Linked DNA regions of Homo sapiens: regions 2, 3, 4 and 5 are each linked to region 1. A link is an interaction called in ENCODE POLR2A ChIA-PET data of the cell type or tissue named here. Cell type or tissue: OCI-LY7. All regions are shown on one strand.

Evidence for each region. Peaks named below come from ENCODE experiments on the same cell type or tissue, not always from the same donor. Only the 100,000 strongest peaks of a DNase experiment are listed, where the experiment ranks them.
Region 2: POLR2A ChIA-PET joins it to region 1 with 11 read pairs; 4 of 35 experiments call an interaction of 5 or more read pairs at or near these places.
Region 3: POLR2A ChIA-PET joins it to region 1 with 15 read pairs; 8 of 35 experiments call an interaction of 5 or more read pairs at or near these places.
Region 4: POLR2A ChIA-PET joins it to region 1 with 29 read pairs; 3 of 35 experiments call an interaction of 5 or more read pairs at or near these places.
Region 5: POLR2A ChIA-PET joins it to region 1 with 13 read pairs; 3 of 35 experiments call an interaction of 5 or more read pairs at or near these places.

Annotation. Positions count from the first base shown.
Region 1 is chr9:37,327,641-37,331,640 of GRCh38, reverse strand. It overlaps ZCCHC7 (zinc finger CCHC-type containing 7), which reads right to left. Exons shown (of 9, transcript NM_032226.3): 6 at 3,807-3,842. Among named protein-coding and RNA genes, the nearest start is that of LINC01627, 65 kb to the left of the region's middle. In OCI-LY7, CTCF peaks have their summits at 1,665 and 1,865; DNase peaks (open chromatin) are centred at 810, 1,860 and 3,918; H3K4me3 peaks cover 3,080 bases; H3K27ac peaks cover 4,000 bases.
Region 2 is chr9:37,034,984-37,038,983 of GRCh38, reverse strand. No RefSeq gene overlaps it. Among named protein-coding and RNA genes, the nearest start is that of PAX5, 2.7 kb to the right of the region's middle. RefSeq lists enhancers at 405-982, 1,481-1,560, 2,561-2,610 and a silencer at 3,144-3,303. In OCI-LY7, CTCF peaks have their summits at 2,206, 2,407 and 3,928; DNase peaks (open chromatin) are centred at 1,193, 1,593, 1,953, 2,463 and 3 weaker places; H3K4me3 peaks cover 4,000 bases; H3K27ac peaks cover 3,718 bases.
Region 3 is chr9:37,381,248-37,385,247 of GRCh38, reverse strand. LINC01627 (long intergenic non-protein coding RNA 1627) reads left to right here. Exons shown (of 3, transcript XR_002956875.2): 3 at 802-881. It overlaps LOC124902153 (a long non-coding RNA gene), which reads right to left. Exons shown (of 3, transcript XR_007061478.1): 2 at 2,976-3,071. Among named protein-coding and RNA genes, the nearest start is that of LINC01627, 12 kb to the left of the region's middle. RefSeq lists a silencer at 2,747-2,796. In OCI-LY7, no CTCF peak of the experiment used is centred here; DNase peaks (open chromatin) are centred at 2,037, 2,357 and 3,927; H3K4me3 peaks cover 1,515 bases; H3K27ac peaks cover 3,864 bases.
Region 4 is chr9:37,080,205-37,084,204 of GRCh38, reverse strand. It overlaps the pseudogene EBLN3P. Among named protein-coding and RNA genes, the nearest start is that of ZCCHC7, 38 kb to the left of the region's middle. In OCI-LY7, CTCF peaks have their summits at 695 and 895; DNase peaks (open chromatin) are centred at 386, 1,804 and 2,672; H3K4me3 peaks cover 4,000 bases; H3K27ac peaks cover 4,000 bases.
Region 5 is chr9:37,407,621-37,411,620 of GRCh38, reverse strand. LOC124902154 (a long non-coding RNA gene) reads left to right here and starts at 2,543. Exons shown (of 4, transcript XR_007061481.1): 1 at 2,543-2,729; 2 at 2,953-3,050. It overlaps LOC105376035 (a long non-coding RNA gene), which reads right to left. Exons shown (of 4, transcript XR_007061479.1): 2 at 2,265-2,521. RefSeq lists enhancers at 859-908, 686-1,477, 1,963-2,382. In OCI-LY7, CTCF peaks have their summits at 155 (motif pointing right), 2,055, 3,752 and 3,955; DNase peaks (open chromatin) are centred at 80, 840, 2,290, 3,950 and 1 weaker place; H3K4me3 peaks cover 3,691 bases; H3K27ac peaks cover 4,000 bases.

The sequences.
Region 1 (4,000 bases):
CAATTAGAAAATTATCTATCCTATCTTACATCACAATCTCAGGATAAAGGCTTTTGCATAGCTATAGTCTCAGAACCAAAACCACCTTCTTATTCCTTCCTTCTGGAGTGTAAAACATAGTTCTAGAGTTAAATCCAAATCTGTTGACATTTAGGGGTACCCACTCTGTAGTATGGCATAGAATGCTTTAGAGAATAACATTCTCACTCAGTATAAAACTCCAAACTGTGAAAACACAAAAAATACATTTCTAAATGGGTATTTCCAGGTAAGGACAGAAAACTAAGTGGCAAAATGAAATGTAATATTGTTACTTATGGTTTATAAGATATACCCTGACAAACTGTGGCCATAAGCCTTTCTTAGGCCAGAAAGGAAGTCAAGCACACTCATTTCTCTACTCTTCCCCATTTCCCGGATAACAAATAGTCTATTTTTTGAAGTGTGAATTCTAGGCATTCAAAACATTATATATAAAAAAACAATTAAGGCTTAATTCTTCTAAAACAGTTACATTTGCTTCCTGCTTAAACCTTCAGTTAAAATAAAAGGCAGTAGGGTTGAAATACATTTTAACAATGCACACAAAGAAATCAAATGCAAAATTAAACATAAAAGATGCATTGTCCTTTTCGATTCTTAACACATACAGCCCTCAAATAGCAAACTCCTGGTTACTTTTTAAAGTAAGTAGATTAAAAACAAGATTAACCAAATGTCCAACTCATGTCAAATCATAGCCTCTACTAGTTAAAAATTCTGTTGGTTGTAAAACTCTGTTGGTGGCCATATTGGCCTAGGATTTTTAATATAAATGAGAGTAGAAATGACAGGGGGTGGGGGAAGGGACATTCTTTCTCGAATAAAGGGGGAAATTTTTATCTAGAATGAGTTATTTGAAAGATGAAAAAGAACATTAAAAGTCAGGCTCTACAAAAATCTGAAAATGTAGCAGAAATGAAAATACAAGAAGTTATATTTTAGCTATATTATTAAACATTTAAAAGCATTCTAAACATTTTTGAAGGAGGTAAAAATATTAACTATTTGAGGAAATTATGTACTTGTTAAGTAAAAACAATATTTTTTTCTTTTTTTCATGGTCTCCAAATTGATAAAGACATTAAATTATATAATTATAGAATCATTAAAACATAGAAAGATGGTGTCACCAGATGGTTGTTATAATATGGATGTTTGTGTATATGTAGTCTTTTTAGTTTTATTAGCATGAACCCTTTAGAATGATGGTCTTTAGCTTTTATTAATGTAGTCGAGTCTAGCTGATTAAAAAGCTATTATATTCATATACAGGTTGTTGAAGATATTTCATTTTATTTTTCTTGAAATTGTTGAAAATAGTGAACACTTCTATAACTTTCTTCTTAGTTCTGAAAGTGTTTTAAGGAATTTTTTATTTGGAATATTTCAAAAGTCCACTTGTAACAATCAACTACACCACCTTTCTTATGTGTTTGAGAAACAATATTCTGTTTAACCTATAGACTTTTTTGGTTTTTAAAGAAAACGACTCCTGGATAAACATTAATTTACTGTTAAAATTTAAGTCGTTCTGTAAATGACCCTCTAGTTGGGAGGCAGATAAAAGCAACTGTAAAGCTCCCAAATATAAACATCTCCAAACTGGATACTAATCATCTTTGCCATCATTTGGGGTAAGAAATATGACAATTTTGGTTAGAAAAAGTAATTAATCAATGCTTAAGTGTAGAAAGCTCCAGAGTTTTAAGCAGACTGGTTTAAATGAATAAGTAGTAACAATTCTAACTGAGGCTTCATTACTTGGTCACTGCGCTGATTGACTCAACATTCATGTGTGAGGGCTACTAGGAGTCAATAGATGGCAGTCCATCGCCTAGTAAAAGAGCTGAAGATGACTAAAATCATCATGCATCTTGTTTTTATTCAAGACTGAATATTGCTTCATTGCATACATTTGGATATTGTCCATATACTGATAATTTAAATAATTACTTAACTATTTTATTTTAGAGACACTGATATATGCACAAGTTCATAAACATGCTAGTTTTATATTTATACTTGCATAGTAAACTCATTATTAATTTCAACTTGATAATTTATAAACTGTGATGGCAACTTCAATATTATTTTAAAAAATTAACCAGGATTCCAGATTGGAACAAACAAAGTTTTCAAATTGAATTTGTTATACCTATAAATAGAATATATTGTAATTCCTTAAAAAGTAAATTTATTTTGTATTATTTTTTCCTAATGATTCTTTTTAAAATTTATGTTTCTGAACAGCTAAAATATTAAGCAAACCTTCAAATATTTCTGTTACATTGAAACAAATTTTTACCCTTTAACTATAGGTATATAAACGAACACAGGTGTAAATAATCAAAAGAGCAGCTTTAAAATCATACTTCCTACACTTCAAGATTGGAATTGTTTAAATTAGGGGAAAAGCTAAAATAAATGCAATGTCAAATCTATAAGGATATTACTTTATACAGTTACAAAGAGTAGCTCTGTCATCTTGAAAAGTATAACATATAATTAGATTCTAATTAAGTTTAGGCTGTAATGATTTCACTATATTATGATAGGATAAAAAAACTGCTACATAAGCACAAACAATGTATTCAGATGAATTACATTTGTAATATATATGTGTAACATACATGGGTATGTATATATTTTTGGGTATAACACTTAAGTTTTTAACAAATCCTAATTTGAGATTTGAGGAATAGTTGAGGAGTTACAGCTTTCTACTGAAAATCTTTAAAAAAATTAAATGGTAATCACAAAATGTGAAAACAAACCACCTTATATAATTTATGGCCTCTTGGGCCTGTGACAGACAGACAGGTAGTTTGAGTCTACTTGTTGGTTTACTTTTTATTTCTCTAAGGAGAATGATAAGAAGTCATGTTTTGAAAGAACTTTGCCCTTTGTATTTTTACAACCTGTCTTTGTGTAAACAAAACTTTTAACTATGCTAAACCTTAAGAAACAATGTTTAACAACTTTTAATTAATATATATTATGTTATATAACTGTAATAATTAAAAGAATAATGGTCTGTTGCTTAGCACAACATATTTAATACAGTAAAAGAAGTGAGTAGTAGGGCTATGGTGAATTACTGAAATGATTTAAGCTGAACATTAAAAGTAAACTAACTTCATAATATTGAGCACCAGTCAATTAGATTCTCTAGCAAACTGTATTTTCTGCTTCTACTTAGCCTAAAATCACAATAAAAGGAAACTAGGAATTGAATAACTTGAATGGTATTAAGCAGATATTTATACATTTTGAATAAGTCAAGAAGGGCTTAAGGATATGACAGTTGAATTATTCTATATGAAATATACACTAAGCTTTTTCTAGGTTCATTGAAAAATATCAGTAACTGTTTTAGTAAAAGCAACTGAAGATACTGTGGACTGAATGCTTGTGGACTGTGGATAATACAACATTTTAAAGACACTGGATTATTACTCTTTAAGGCTCCCAGTATACTTTTTCCCTTTAATTTAATGAATATAGTCTGGAAGACTAAGAGATACCATGATGTAATCATTAAATGATGTGAGTAATAAAAAAATCAAATTCTTTTAAGAACAGGAAGATAGGGTAGGGGGCAGTGGAAAAGAGAAAAAGTGTATTATTGCTTTCTCCGTACAAAAACTCTTCAGATGTTTATTATCTTCCAGCAGAAGATGCTTGTCTATATTTTATGGTCAGCAGTTCAGAGAAGGGTAAATAGGCTAGGTCTTGGGGAAAATAAAAAAGGTGTTTCTACTCACCGTTAGGTGATACTGCCTCCAGATTTCTGTGCAAGCCTGGAAAATAAAAATATTGATCAGCTGGGAGCATGAAACAAGGTACTTTACAGCCTGTTGGTTTTGGCATAACCCAGCATCCACCGGTGTCGGTCACAGGAAAATAAGAAGCTTAACAGAAAGGGTCTGCATTTCAGCTTCAAAAACCTGGCTAGACA
Region 2 (4,000 bases), 290 kb after region 1:
ATGAATATTTAAAGCTCACATTACACGGTGAACTAGAAGAAAAGGGGGTGAGGAGAGCCAACAGAACATCGTATAAATACTGATAGAAATAAAGCATCCTATGTGCAAACTTTCTTTAGCAAAATATGGTTTTATTACTTACACTTATTATGGTATTGTTAAATTTGAAAAGAAATATAAAGAGAAATGAACTGATTTACGCTTGTTTTCAATATTAAACAACCAGAATGCCAGTAAATCTTTTCAATGCCCCATTTTGGATTCTTAGGTGAGAGTGGATTGCTGGGACGTGTTGGCAAATTTTAAATACAACTGATTGCCTGTTTTCCATATTCATATATTGCGAATGTAACTCCAGGAGAGTGAATTTTATCTCAAAATTCTCCAAGAGTTGCCTTCAAATAGCGTCTCTGTGCATATGCATACGGCATACACTTGACGTCTACCATGTGTACCTGTGCGCTGGAAACTAGTCGTGGAACTGAATTGAATTAGTGGATTTGAGTTGAAATGAACCCATCCAAACGACCCCAGGTCTGCGCTCTTTGAGGCTTCTCTCAGTAACATTTCTAATGAAAGCAAGAAAAGCAGTAAAGTAAAACAACAATAGTAATAACCCACCATGAGCACCAGGTTACCCGAACACAGACCCATTGCGTATTCTAGCGCAACCCAAGTATTTCCGGGTGGCGAGTCGCTGGCACATGGTGCCCCAGTGAGCCCGCACCCGGAGCTCGAAGCCCTGTAGGCGCAGAGGACCCCACTGCCAACTGAAATGGGTGTTTTGACCCAAACCAATCCTCAGCTCCTTTTTGCCCCGGGCGCCGCCTGAAACCCCGAGGCGACGGCTGGCCCGCGATGTGCACTTTTTGCGCTCTGCGCTGGGGGAGTTGCAGGTGGAGAGGCGCCCCCATCCATCCCGGCACCGCCCCTAGGGAAGCCCCAAGTTTATACCGCAAGGGACCAACTCGCCGCGACTCGGCGTCCACCCTCAATGCTGACACAGTTCAGGCCCGGCAAACGAAGCAGGGCGGGGCTGGGCATTAGGGGCGCCGCCTGCCGAAGATGCGGTACCACGTGCGCGCTGTACGGACCCCGAATCCTGTGAGTCCAGCTCCGGCCACAGGCTTTCGAAGAACTGGGCCCTCGGCTTTAGGGCGGGGCCTCTTCTTTGCCTCCTGCCTGGATGTCGACTCCCACCCACGCTCTGCGCTAGCTCCGGGGCCGAGCCCCAGTGCCAGAGTCGTTCCCTGAGGCTTCTCCCAGGGCTCGCACAGAGGGAGGCCCAGTGGCGGACGGCGATGGCCCAGCCTTTGCTGGATTCCGGGCTAGGGGTCTGGGGAAGAGGGGCATCGGGCCGGAAATGAGCCCCAGTTCGGGCTCCACGAGCCCTGGAGCCCCCAACGATGTTTCCTGGCTGAGTTAAAGAGCCCGACCTTGGCCCCTCGCCTGGCGATGTCGGCCTCCCCCTCCCTTGCCCGCAGCGTCTTAGCTGGAGGGCAGCTCGCAGCGTGCCTAGGCCAACCCCTTCTGCGTCTCTTTTCTTTTCCTGTCACTCTCTGTTCTCGGCTTCTGCTTTCTCCTTCTCACAGAATGCCAGAGCGCCCAGGGGCCTGGAGGAGCTTCCGCACCAGCCCCTTTTCTGGGCCTCCAATTTGCCTTCCCCACAGTCTAGTCTCCCCCCGTTCCATATTTCTTTCTGTTTAGACTCTGCTCGTATTTCCTCGCCGATTGAGCCAGCATGTGTCTCTGCCTCTAAATCTTCTCCCTCGTGTAACATTAAACAAACCAAGGTGTGTTGAGCTGGAGAAGTCCTGGCAACGTGGACAGAAGGAATGGCTTATTCTGTCCTGGGGACATTTCCGGTCACTACAGTTCGGTTTCCCCTTGAGGCGGCGCCAGCTCCGGTTCCGCCCCGCAGGCCGCTGCTACGGAGGCGCCCGCTCGCTGTCTCGCTCTCTGGCGGTGTCTGCGTGTGTTCGGGTGTGGGCACATGTATCTGTGCTTGCAAACCAGGGCGGGCTCTCCAAACCGAAAGCTGCGCGGAGTTGGGTTTCTGGGATTCTAGGGCTGCGGGCAAGGGAGATGGGGGATTTTCCCGGGATCCCGACTCCGATCTGAGCCTAGACTCCCCGCGTTCTGGCCCCTTGTCCCGTATCTCTAGGGCCGCAGTGTCAATTCCGTGTCCTCCGAAGTGGTTCGTCACCTGCTCCGCCGAGGGGAGCCGCCCCTTGGGCCAACGCTGCGGGAGTCCGGACGGTCCGAAGCATGCTGGCCAGGCGCAAGGGGAGACCGACTCACAGGGGAGAGGGTGGGCAAGGGGACGGCGGCTGGGCCTCGGTACCCCGCGAGGGGGGCTCTGCGATTCTGACCCAGCAGCGGCGCCTCCGGGCCCGCGAGGTTTTGACGACCAGCGGGCGCCCCCTCGGGAACCACATTTGTTTCCCGCTGGTCTCGAGCGTCCAGAGCGCGAAGCGGCGGAGCACGGCGAACCTACGATTCGTGATGCTTGGCCTAATCCTCTGCCCTTCATGGGTGCGGGCAGGAACGGAGTAGCGGCTGATGTCCCCTCCCTAATCCCAAAGCCCCACAAAAGCCAAAATACACACGCAAACTCTCACCAGCGCATCTCACAAACACAAAAACTAAAGACAACACATGAAAATATAACCCGATCCCCCACCAAAACGTACAGTTCAAAAAAATAAAATTCAAATCGAAGGAAACAAAACACACACAACACGAAATTCCCTAAGGCAACACACACACAGACGACACCCACTCACACCAAATCAAAACACATCTAAACACCGCGGAGAAGGAAAAGCCTTACAAACGACACACAAAAAGACAGCCTACAAGGACAAAGTACAAAATTACACAAAATCAAAACTCACCCCAAAGACCAGGACTTACAGAGCAAAACCCGCTAAAATCAATCCCACGAAAAAACAACACGCAAAACACCCGAAACAAAAGAATATCCCATGGAAAAATGAAAACTCACAGAAAACAAACAAAAACAAAACAAGCCCTCTAAATGGAAACAACAACAACAACAAAACACCAACACCCCCCGCCCCCAGCCCGGGGTGAAATGTCAATTCCGGGAGGGCTTTTGATCTCCAGGCGCGGACAGGCCGCTCCTCCCAGGCGCTGCCTCCCGGCGCGGGCGAGGCGGGAGGGCGGGAAGCCTGGGCTGGGGCTGGGCTGCGGAGGGAAAGAGTCGAGCACTCGGAGATGGCCAAAAATCAAATCTCGGGGTAGGGACACGGGCCCGCAGGCTGCAGGGAGGAGGCGGCGCTGGGGAACTGCGCAGACCACTTGGTGGGGGGGCCGCCCGGGAATCCACAGCCACATTTCCGATTGTGGCGAAATCTGCTCAGTGGATATGTGATGTCCAGTTGCCGCCGGGGGCCCCCCTTTCCTCGAGCTCTAGGCTCTTCCCCCTAGGTTGCGACCCAGCCTCGTGACCACCCCCTCCAAAAAACAAACAACACTCTTGCTGAGGACGATTCACTCTCCAAAACTGCCATTGTCCGGCGGGCCAGGAGTCCTCCTACGGAGCGCTCCCCCGCCCTGGAGAACCTTTCCCCTGCGACCACCCCGCTGCAGGGCCCCACAGGCTTTCAGTGGCTAGGCCCAGCAGCTGAACTAACTCAAGGCTGGGGAGGGGAACAGGGAGGGGAGGCTTGAGTCTGGCCCGAAGAGAGAGGGCTGGACATGCCACACCTCTGCTCGGTCTCTGTGGATCTGATTTCCTCTCTGGAATCAAGTCCTGGGGCTCTGGGACTCCACAACGTCTCAGGGCTCGAGGGCAATGCGATTCCACTTATGGGCCGGGGTAAGGTGTCTGGAACTCCCGCCAATCTCCAGAAACTACTGAGATGTTCTGCTCTGCCCGGGTGCTCCAAAGCGGAAGCCCGGATTTCATCTCCAGTATTTCACAGCTTAACCTCCATGCTCTGGGCCAGAATGGAACTTGATGTGGGGAGGGGTT
Region 3 (4,000 bases), 54 kb before region 1:
AGCTGGGATTACAGGTGCACACCACCATGCCAGGCTAATTTTTGTATTTTTTGGTAGAGGCGGAGTTTCACCATGTTGGCCAGGCTGGTCTCGAACTCCTGACCTCAAGTGATCCGCCTGCCTTGGCCTCCCAAAGTATTGGGATTACTACAGGCATCAGCCACCACACCCAGCCCACATTCAGAACTTTTGAAAGGACATTCGGGCTTCCAGGTGTCCCCTGAGGTTGGCCCCATTGTTGCTCAGCCCGCATGGCAGCTAGACTTTCCCATTTGCCCACTCCTGCCTCTACCCACCTTGCCCAGGTGCTGATGCCAAGAGTCCTCTTCCATAAACATCCATGTCAGGGGCTCGGGAGCCTCACCTGCAGCGTTTGTTTAGGCCACTCCTCTGAGTGACGGTGGAGCTGGGGCCAGGGGAGAGAGCCTGACCTGTCTTGGACAGAGAGAAGCTCTGCTAACCCTCAAGAGGGCCACTCAGGGCTTCTTGGGTGACCTTGGTCCCCAGTACTCAGCCAGTCTGAGGACCCAGAGCCTTGGAGACCAGGGGCGAGTGTGCCTTGGGCTTCTGTTATCCCCATTGCGCCTGCCTAATAGCAGAACCACACCACAATAACACTGGAGCTAAATTCTAATAGCTAGCCCCACCCGTTAATGGCCTCTTATACATTTAAATTGGGTGTGATCCTTTGGGAACTGTAATGTTATTCATGGAGATTGTGTCGCCTAATTTGAATACAGAAAACTGTACTTAAGAGATACGGCAGCTCAGATGGTTTCTTCTTTCCCTCCTCCTGTCCAGCTTCTCAGTTCGGCTTGGCTGAGGGTACACTGTGTGCCAGAGAAGCATAAGGGCCGCTGCCACCATTAAGTAGAGAAAAGAATGCGGAACAGCAGGGCATGGTGGCTCACACCTGTTATCCCAGCACCATGGGAGGCCCAGGTGAGGATCGCTTGAGTCCAGGAGGTCGACCAGCCTGGACAATGTAGTGGGACCCTGTCTCAAAAAAAAGGAAGGAAGGAAGGGAGGGAAGGAGGAAGGAAGGAAGGAGGGAAGGAAGGAAGGAAGGAAGGAAGGAAGGAAGGAAGGAAGGAAGGAAGGAAGGAAGGAAAGAAGGAAAAAATGCAGTGTGGAAGTCAATTGAAACCAACAAAAAGTCAGAATTCCACTGTGTGACTTCAGCAAATTACTTAGCCTCTCTGAGCCTCGGTTTTCTTGTCTATAAGTGACAAGAGTTTTAGTTCTCCTGCTGTGGGAGGACTGCATGTCAGTGAATACACAGAGAGCACACAGCATGGGGTACTCAAGTATCAAATATTTGAAGTATTGGCTGCAAAAATTCACAAGAGTTATTTGTTTGGACCACCTCGATCCTCATGTTTTTCAATGTAAATAACAATAGAAAGATTGGCAGGCAGGTTGTTTTTCATTTTTCTTTTTTGTGTTTTTGAGACAGGGTCTGCTCTTGAATACACCAGCAGCCTTGAACAAGATGTTCACGGCGGCTCGATTGGTGGGGAGGGGGTTTGCCCAGATGTGCAACAGTAGGGAAGGCTGTGGAGGAAAGTAAGGAACTCCAGCTGCCTGCAGAGAATGTGACACTGCCATAAGACCAGGAGAGTGGCGGGGCCCCTGTGAGGCTCCAGAACTCAGCGCCTGCTCCCTCTTTCCTGGTGGAGGAGCATCCCTGCCCCGACAACACACACATCACACAGGAAGTGGGGCTTTTCCCTACAGAAAACCTGGCTTCAGACCTAGGTAGCTCTGGATAACCAGGACAGAATCACATCTGAGCTGGAACTGTCCCCATCTAACCCCACTGCTCCCCACACAGAGGGGACACTGAGGCCCAGTGGGGGATGACTTGTCCAGGGACACACGGCTGGCCCAGAACTTGGGTCCTGGCCTCTGTCTTGGGCCCTTCTCTGACCAGCTGCCTTTTCCACTTCCTTGCAGCTGGCAGGAGGTGCCTCCTTCTTTGTCCAGAAAGAAGAAAGAGTGGCTGCTTGGCCCGGGGGCTGTCAAAGGGCAAACCAGGTCAATGGTCCCACCCGGCCCACAGCGTCAGAGGTCCCCCACGAACGACTTGGCTGAGGCATCCCTCCAGGGGTGGGGATTGGCCCCTCCATCCTCATGGCAAGCATGCTAATAGGCCTCCTCCTATCACTGCCTCCTGTTTCTTGGATGGGATAAACTGTTTGGCCTTTGGACAAGATTACTTTTGCACCAAACAGGATTGTTATCACTTAATTGAAAATAATTATCCAATGCAAATTGAGTTCAACTTATCTAGCTGGAAATAAAGAAGTGAGTATTTTGGGTGGTTTCACTGCTGCAAAGGCAGGTATTTTAAGCAAATGAAAGTAACGAGATGCAGGCTGTGTTTTCTGCAGGAGGCCCTGGGAAATCTGGGGGCCTTTCTTGAGTTGGCCCCTATGGCCGGGAAGTCTGGGTCACCCCCTTGTCCACATCAGCGGTTGTTCTAATGAGTCTGTACTGGGGGAGAAGCTCTGACAGAGCCGGAGGCCGTGGGGGTGGCTGACTGTGGCAGGGGTGCCTATAATCCCACACTGTGGTTCTGTCCCTGTGGAGCTTATCTCTTCAGACACAGGCCCTGGCCTCCTCCAGAAACAAGAAAAAAGTGTAGGGGGAAGGAGAGAGTGCTCTTAATGTAGGTCTACTGTGGGTGGCCACGTCTCCTCCTCTGTGTCCTTTACCACAGGCACTGTGCCCTTCAACCATCCAGGTACCTGAGCCAAACCAAGTTCTCTGAGGCTCTCTCCGTCTTGCCCACTCACTCGACTGGCCGCTAACTCCATTTGCTTACTTAAGTATTTCTTGGCTTTGTTAATTTCTTTCCACGCCCACTGTATCAGTTGCCCATTGCTGCAGCAATACTGCGTAACAAACAGCCCCAGAATCTCAGTGGTCTGCAACAACAGGCGTTCCTTCTCAGGGCCTGCAGCTCTACTGACCTTGGCTGGGCTCACTCAGGGGTTGGCAAGCTGGTGGGCATCTCTGCTGTACGTGTCCCTCATCCTCCTAGGGTCCACGGCCAAGCTGGACAGGTTCTTCTCATGGTGATGGCAGATGCATGAGAGGAAAAGTAGAAATATGTAAGGTCTCTTACCATCAGCTCTCAGACCTGGTATCAAGACTCATCTGCCCCATTCCATTGATCAAAGTAAGTCACAAGACCAAGCCCAAAGTCTCATATAGCCAGAGTGTGGATGCAGGGAGGTGGAAGAATTGGGACTAAAATTCACACCTACTACTGCCACCACTGACCTTCCTGGGACCTCCAGTCCTGACGTCCCCACTGGAGTCCTCACCTCTGGTCTCAAACTCTCTGATCTATTCTCCATAGAGTAGTTAGTTTGCTCCTTCTAAAATGCAGACCTGAGCATATTACCTTTCAGCTTAAAAATCCTTACAATCCTTCTTTCATGTGGGGGTCTTATTCCTGTTTTCTGAGAATAATTGAAATTCAATTGTAAAATTACTCTTTTTAGCAATACCCTAAGGAGCCTATGAAAGATGCCAACAGTACAGTTATTGTGGTGGCCCCTCTAATTGAGTGGCTCTGGTTCTCCTTGTTTCTAGGGGCAGCCCTGGCTGTGCGTGCTCACACATGGCAATGCACGGGAGATCTGCAGCCCGGACAGGAGCTGGAGCACGTGGGAAGGACATGAGGCAAATGCTCAAGGACTCGAGAACAGCAGGCCCCAGTGGTGGGAGGGGCACCCTTTGAGCACTGTTACATGGGAAGGCCATGGCACGGCGCCAGGCTCATGGCAGGGACTTTATTCTCTTCCAAACTCCAACCATGAATCCACCCAGGTGTAAACCTTCTACAGTAAGCCAATTGTGCCTACTGAAGCTCTGTAGACAAGTGCTGCTCAAAATGTCACCTGCAGACCTGTGCTGCTCTGCAAACGCTTGGTTAGATGTCCATGAAGGGGAATAAGAAGCTCGCACTGGAATGTACGTTACTGTCACT
Region 4 (4,000 bases), 250 kb after region 1:
TCCAGCCTGGGTGACAGAACAAAACCCCAATTCCAAAAAAAAACCAAAAAAACCCTGATAAACCTGTTTATTCCTGTGCTTGTTATAAAACTGTGTATAAAATACAAACGTAATAAAGACCTAAAATTGAGAGAAAACTCCCAACTTTGGGAATAAATGCATAAAGTGAAACACTTAGTACTGTGAGCATATTAAATCCTTCTCAGCCTTCATCTTTTAAACTTGGCTCAAAATCACTTCCCACCAGATTAAATTAAATGCCCCTTTTATAGGCTTTCATAGCACTTTACATTTCAAAACACTCATCACATTTCTAATTATTTATTCAATGTAAATCTCCCAGAAGCACAGATCACAAACCACAGGAGGGGCAGGAACTATATACACTCTGCTAAACAATGAATCACCAAAGCCAAGCAGGGTAACTGGTATTTTGGGGGCCATCTATAAGTATCTGTTGAATTTATAAATGAATTATAACACCAGGCCATTTGTCCTTCAGCCCTGATAAATCTAGTATGTGCTTAAAATACAGAAATTATGATAGGATAAATTTCTCTGCTGTCTTTCAACTACTCCAAAGTCTTAGAAATTCTCATATCTACACAGTAGATGTTTCCATTAGGTACTGATGGACTACTGACTAAAATGAGAGCTCTGGAAAAATAAGCTTGTGTCCAAAAATCAAGGACAGCCCAGACAGCAATAACAATGCCAATTTATTCTTTTTTCCACTTGTAGCTATACACATAAAGTTAAAAATAGTTGTTTTCTTAGCCACTCAAATTTCTGCCCAAAATGTCAGGGTGTTGTGATGCTAGTTCTGGTAATAGAACCAGCTTAATCCCAAGAACCAAATGGACAAGAGCCAAAAATGTACTACATTCTTGCTGGAGTTTTTTGTTTTCCAGAAATAAATAAACCCACCTGTTAATGCTTTTCTTCTAAAAGGTATCATATACCTGTGCCCTTGTTGTACTGTCCTTCAGGTGGCTATGCTGTTATTGTCACACAAATTGAATGTGATTGTCTGAATAATGCTCATAGCATTCATCAGTTTATATTGAATTGTTAGCCTCAGAGGAATTCAAATAAAAGATGAATCCTTTCCTTTTTATTTAATAGGTAAATTAATTCTAAAAGAAGTCAAAGGAATTATGCTTCTTTCAAAATCCTCACTGGATCCATCCTGAGGATCCAGTGTGGACTTAAGATAAAACATAATTCCAGTGCAGCACAGAAAAAAATTAAAGAGCTAAATTACAGTTACAAATTTGTACTACTCTTGCAGCCATCCCAAAGGAAAGGGATTAAGAATAGAGCCATAGGCACACCTGTGAATGTATGCCAAAAATAAACTACAGAACCATAATAAAAACTGACTTCCCTGGGTCGAAGGATTTATCTCTTTCTCTAAAATGTAGAAAAATGAATTTAACAATTTAGCCCCTATGGCCTTTAAGAGGATTTTGTACCGTCTGTACTTGAAAATTGTGCTGGGCATAACCTGCTCTCTTATTTAGGTAGCTTATGTATGCCAGGGTTAAAGTCTGCCTGAGGCTGTTGTGGTTTATGTTACCGCTTTAATTACATTCAAATGAATTTAATAACTTTTTTAAAAAAGAGTATTCTCAGAGGACAATATATATGTTTTTTTACATACACACAAACAAACCCTTGACTCAGAAGGCTTTCTCAGCTTTTTGATCCCTGTACGTTGACTCCCAAGTATACTAACTAGATAACAAAATCAGATTATCTCATACAGACTACTCAATCTACCCACAGGAAACTGAAGTACAAAGAGATAGGAGGCCTATCCAAGGTTATGCAGCTGGTTAAGAACACAGCTAGAAGTGATTCACGTTTCTGTGATTCTCAGCCAACTGTCCACTAAAATTTTTAAATAAAATTTCCAAATAAGTAATTTCAAAGTAAAAAAACACCTTCCTTCATTGAAGTATTTGCATTGGTTCTAACACCTAAGTTTACCTCACAAATATCCATTTTACCTCCCAGCAGAGTTTAACAACTATGAATGAGACATTTTCGTTGGAAGAAAAACACACATTTGTCAGTTTATCATCCAAGAATCTCCCAAGTTAGTACTCAAAGACTTTATCAATCCCGTGACCAGAAAAGATATTTCTTATATAAGATCCTAAAATATCATGGAAATGGAAATGAAACTTATCTAAGAATCAAAATAGCTTAACAAATATAAAACAGCTATAGAATAACTGCAAAGGCTCTTCCCATTCAAAAGAGGGAGTAGTATTCATTGACTGAATTGTTTTAAACTAGACAACTTAAGGCTTATTTAAGCTTTCAGAATTTACTTTATGTTTTTTGAGATGGAGTTTCGCTCTTGTTGCCCAGGCTGCAGTGCAATGGCGCGATCTCGGCTCACCGCAACCTCTGCCTCCCGGGTTCAAGCAATTCTCCGGCTTCAGCCTCCCGAGTAACTGGGAGTACAGGCATGCGCCACCACGCCGGCTAATTTTTGTATATTTAGTAGAGACGGGGTTTCTCCATTTTGGTCAGGATGGTCTCGAACTCCTGACCTCAGGTGATCCGCCCGCCTCGGCCTCCCAAAGTGCTGAGATTTACAGGCGTCAGCCACCGCGCCCGGTCTTTAATCAATCTTTCTGGTCTCACAGCCTACCTACTGGTCATTCTGACCTTTTGCTCTTATTTACTTCCAAAGCACCTTTAGCCTCCCTAGATGTTCCTTCTTGACGACATAGGAATCTATCTCGGGCCGATTTAAATCAAATCCACAGCCTCATTTTCAGTCCAAATTTCACTGCAATATGCTGAACACACTTTACTTTCAACGTAAAATTTCTTTCTTACTATTAATGAGCTATCCTGATAGTGACAGGTGAAACACAATTGACTAAGGGGTTAAAATGTCCATTTTTCAAATGCCACGGCCACTCTGAATCAAATCTGAGATTGGAGTGGAGAAACCAAATGTGTAAAACAAAGGTCACAAAACAGAGGCAGAGCACAGTATTTCAGTGGGGGAAAAAAAATAAGCTAAATTTAGTCACATAAGTCCCAGCTCTTCTTGGGATATATATATGATTTTTATGAGAACTAATCCTATCCGGAAACATTTCCTTCACCTTTCCCTTAGCCCTTTTCCTTCGGTCATGCAGTCTCTTACCGTGCTAATTATCATATTAATATAATCCTCACTTGCGATCCTTCCTGACTTTATTCCCCATCCTCAGATTCTCTTGAAAGCATAATGCCTTCCTAAGTATACACACAATCCATTTAAAAGTCTTTGTATGCGACAGCCTAACTATTCAAACACGAAGTCATTTCTCTAACGGTCCTAGAAAAAATTTTTTAAAAGAAAAAGAAAACCACAAAGTCAAGAGCTTCTGAGGGGACCTGAAAAGTCATCAAATTGAACGCTCTCGTTTTATAGTTGGAGAAACTTATTCACTGAGCTAAAAGGGCCCTACTAATGGAGCCCCTAATTCAACTGTGTAATCTGATATAATCTTAAATTCAGCCTCAATAAGAGCTTTCTGGAATCGCCAGCGAGTCCGTGGGGGAGCCACGGCTAGAACCCAGGCCTCCTGATTCCCAGCCACAGCTTTTCCACCGAACCGGCAGCTCTTCCCAAAAGTTGAAGGCAACTGTCCGCTCACCGTCCAAGACTACTCGTTTTACATGAGGAAAGGGTCACAGCTCCCGAAATTTTGGATTCCACGGCGGCAGCTGCTGCTTCTGACAGCAGAGGCGGGAGGTGGCCCAGGACTACTCGGTCCTCAAAGACTGGACTCTCTCTCGGCGCGCCCGGACCTCCGCGCTTCACTGACTGGCTTCCCTAGAAGACTGGGGGCCTTGCGGGGAGATAAAAAGGGCAGACACGCCACCCCCACCGAGGCCCTGGACGCCCAGCCGCCCTAGAATCACGACCTTAGCCCTTGGAAAGCCAGGGAGATGCGGACCCCCTAGACCCGCAGCCCGGCCGCGTGGG
Region 5 (4,000 bases), 80 kb before region 1:
TCATTCTGCCAAAGCCGTTCAGAAGTGAGTCACTAGCCCAGAACAGGCCCCACATAGCTGCACCAGCTCAGACTCCATCTAGCTGCACCTGCAGGAGCTAAGGCTCGAGGTGGACATCGGGCCTGGGCCCCAGGGCAGAGTCATGACCAACAGGGGGCAGCCCAGGGAGCTACTCCCCAGCCTTCAGTGGGCCCCACTTCCCTTCCCTCCTCCCCTCCCTGAAGGCCCCTCCCAGACCGCTTGGCCTCCGGCCTTGCCTCCTCCAACCTGATCTCCTGGGGTTGCTCAAGGGTCTCCTCTAAAAAGCAAATCCGGTCTTGTCTTTCCCCTGCCTGCCGCATTCCGTGGCTCCTCACTGCTCTCAGGAGAAAGACCAAAGTCCCTGTGTGCTCCCAAGCCCTCTCCTGATGATGCAGAGGCGTGGCCCATAGGGACTGAGAGCTGCTCACTTCAGGCAGAAGCCAGGCATCCTGGCAGCCCCTGAGAGCCGCCCAGCTGGCCAGAAGGACCTGCTCCCAGGCCTCCCTTTCCCTGTAATTCATATATAGAAAGCATCTAAATCAGGAGCCAACCCTCCACCAGAGGGAGCGGCGCCCTGGAGGTGGAAGTGGAGCTTTTCTTAGTCATTACATTTGGTTTTGTTTTGGGGGAAAAAAACAAAATGAAACAATTAAGGTCTTATTTTCACAATCACCTGTGGAATGAGGAGGCTTCCAGATGGTATTTGGTGAGAGCACCAGGAACCTTGTGGTCCTGTGAGGGCATTCAGGGGTAGGGAGTCTAACTCATCACCCAATCCTCATGGCTCCAACTTTAAACACACCCAGAAGCCTATCTCGTCCCCCAGCCCAGCTCCGTCGCCTGCACCTGGTCCAAGCTGAGGCCCCTCTGCCCCAGCCTCCTGGTTGCCCCACTGTTTCTGCCCTGGGCCTGCTCCAGTCCCTTCTCACGGACAGCCAGAGCCAAGCCTCTGCTCCAGTAAGGGATCTCTCCAAAGGCTCCTGTCTCCCTCCGGGTAAGGCCAGGGTCCTAATCACGGCCCACAGAGGCCGACACCACCGCCTCTGACCTCCCTCCCTCTGTCTCCAGCTTTCCTGGGATCCCGCCTGGGATCCCCTCTGCCCAGCACTCAGACCTCCTGCACCAGCTGTTCCCCTGCCTGGAACATTCTCCACTCCCCCCAGGTCCACAGGGTCTGAGCCTCATGTCCTACAGATGTCACTCAAAGGGTGGCCCTTCACTGGCTTCCCTGATGGCACCACTTCCTGCCCACTGGTCCTTCTCCCCCTCCCTCACTCTGCCTCATCTAGCCCTGGACACTCCACCAATCTGATACATCTTTATTTCTCTGTTTATTGTCTAGTTTCCCTCCATGCCCACCAGGATGTAAGCTCTGAGAGCAGGGGCTTTGTTTCATTCGCTGCCATAATTCCAGTACCAAGAACAATGCCTGGCACCTCCTAGTAGGTGCTCAATAAATATTTATTGAATGAATGAATGATTGAATTATGTCTGTCATTGACAGAGGGAAGTCTGGGCAACATAGTGAGACCCCATCTCTACCAAAACTAAATAATTAGCCAGGTGTGGTGGTGCATGCCTGTAATCCCAGCTACTCCAGAGGCTGATACAGGAGGATTGCTTGGTCCCAGGAGGTAGAGGCCACAGTGAGCCATGATCACACTGCTGCACTCCAGCCTAGGCAACAGAGAGAGATATAGTCTCAAAAAAAAAAAAAAAAAAAGGAAAAGAAAAAAAGAAAAGAAAATACATAGGGGTGGGCAGATTTCCCCTAAGATGCTCTAAGGATGCCCTCTCTAGGTGCAGGAGTCAGTCTAAAGTTACCTCCTGGGGGAAGTCTTCTGTCCAGTTTTTAAATGGAAGTTCTAGCTGCAGGCAGCAAGTCTCATCACTGAATAGAACCGGTTTTCATTTGGTGCAAACACTATCTCCTCCAGGAAGCCCTCCCAGGACCCTTCCCAGCCCCTAGTGAAAGTGCCTCCCTCCTGCTAGCCTGCCACTTTCTCCCTTGTGGTCCATTCTGGATGTCAGTGCCGGGCCAGTGAGCATCCTAGCGGGCGCCTGAGTCATACCCGGAGTGCACCTGGAGAGCCCCTTTCTGCTCACACTTTACAGGGCCCCATGCTGGCCTCAGACACGCCCATCTTCTCATTTAAGCCTTACAACAACCTTCCGAGGTAGTCATCACCATCCCCATCTTACAGATAAGGAAACTGCGGTCAGAGGCCACAGAGGTGACTTACCCGAGCCCCACACCTGGTGTCACAGTGGAGTGGAGCCTGGCTCCTTGGCCCTGAGTTCAGCCCCCATCACAGCTGCCGAATTCACAGTCAGTGCTCAACACGTGTTCACGTGTTTGGAGGACGAACCAAACCCGAGTTCTCGGGGCTCCCCAGCCAGCATGAAGACCGTGTAACCACAGCACGCATGGGCGGGCCGCTTGGCAATGGCCAGGCTCATGCTCTACTGAGCCCCTGGGGGTCACGACTCCCCTGCTGCTCTGTGCAGAGAAAGAAAAGGCAGTCACCTCTCTCTTCCCTCACTGGAAGGTGAGGCCCAGGGGGTCCGGCCTGTGGGATGTGAAGAAGCCACACATTGGTGCCCATCACCTGGTCCTCAGCCTCTCCTTAGGGCAGAGTCGAGGCCCAGAAGGTTGAAAGAGCTGGAAGCTGGGGAAGAGCCTGCACCAGTGCCTTTGCCTCTTATCAGTCAGTCCGATTTTTGTTCTCTGACTCCCCCTGCTACATACCAGAATGGTGCTCTCTCTCTCCCCCTCTCTGGGATCTGCACCTCAGTTTCCTTGTCTGTAATATGGGGGTAACTGAACCCCCATATTAAAAGGATCCAAGGATAAATGAGATAACACAAGTGCTTGGCATAGGGCCTGGAAGAAAAAAGTAAATTCCTTTTTTTTTTCGCTCTGTCGCCCAGGCTGGAGTGCAGTGGCGTGATCTCAGCTTACTACAACCTCCGCCTCCCAGGTTCAAGCGATTCTCCTGCCTCAGCCTCTTGAGTAGCTGGGATTACAGGTGCGTGCCCGGCTAATTTTTGTATTTTTAGTAGAGACGGGGTTTCACCATGTTAGACCAGGCTGGTCTCGAACTCAGGTGATCCACCTGCTTCAGCCTCCCAAAGTGCTGGGATTACAGGCACTGTAATCCGCGGTGAGCCACCGCGCCCGGCCCAAAAGAAAGTAAATTCTTAATAAGCAGAACATGTAATTATTAGCTAGCACATATATTACTTTGCCTCCTTCTTCCCCACTCTTACAAATGGATCTCAAGGCCTGGAGCTACAAACTTGGTTGTTAGACATCCTATTTGTTTAGAATGAAAAACAAAACAAAATAATAGTGCCCAATGCTGGAGAATGCCATGCAGAAATAGTACAGTGTCAGCCGGGCATGGTGGCTCACGCCTGTAATCCCAGCACTTTGGGAGGCCAAGGTGGGTGGATCACCTGAGGTCAGGAGTTTGAGACCAGCCTGGGCAACATGGCGAAACTCCACCTCTACTAAAAATACAAAAATTAGCCGGGTGTGGTGGCGCATGCCTGTAGTCCCAGTTACTCGGGAGGCTGAGGTGGGAGGATTGCTTGACCCAGGAAGTTGAGGCTGCAGTAGGCTGTAATCATAACACTGCACTCCAGCCTAAGCAACAGAAGAGATCCTGTCTCAAAATATAAAATACATAAAATAAAGCACAGTATAATAGCATTTTATGAGCATTTTAAATATTCAAGGTATTTTATCAAATGTTAAATACTGATAAATTCTCATTTTTGTCTCAGCTCTCCTGACTTTTAAAATGTATACCAAAAAAAAGTCATTTTGAAGCTGTCCAGTTAAGTGAGCTGTAAACTGGATTTACAATATTGCCAAGTAAGGCATTTCCTCAAACTGGCAAACTAATATAAATGTCTCCCCCTGTCTTTTGTCAGGTGTAGTCTTTCCTTCTTCTTTTTTCTTTTTTCTTTTCAG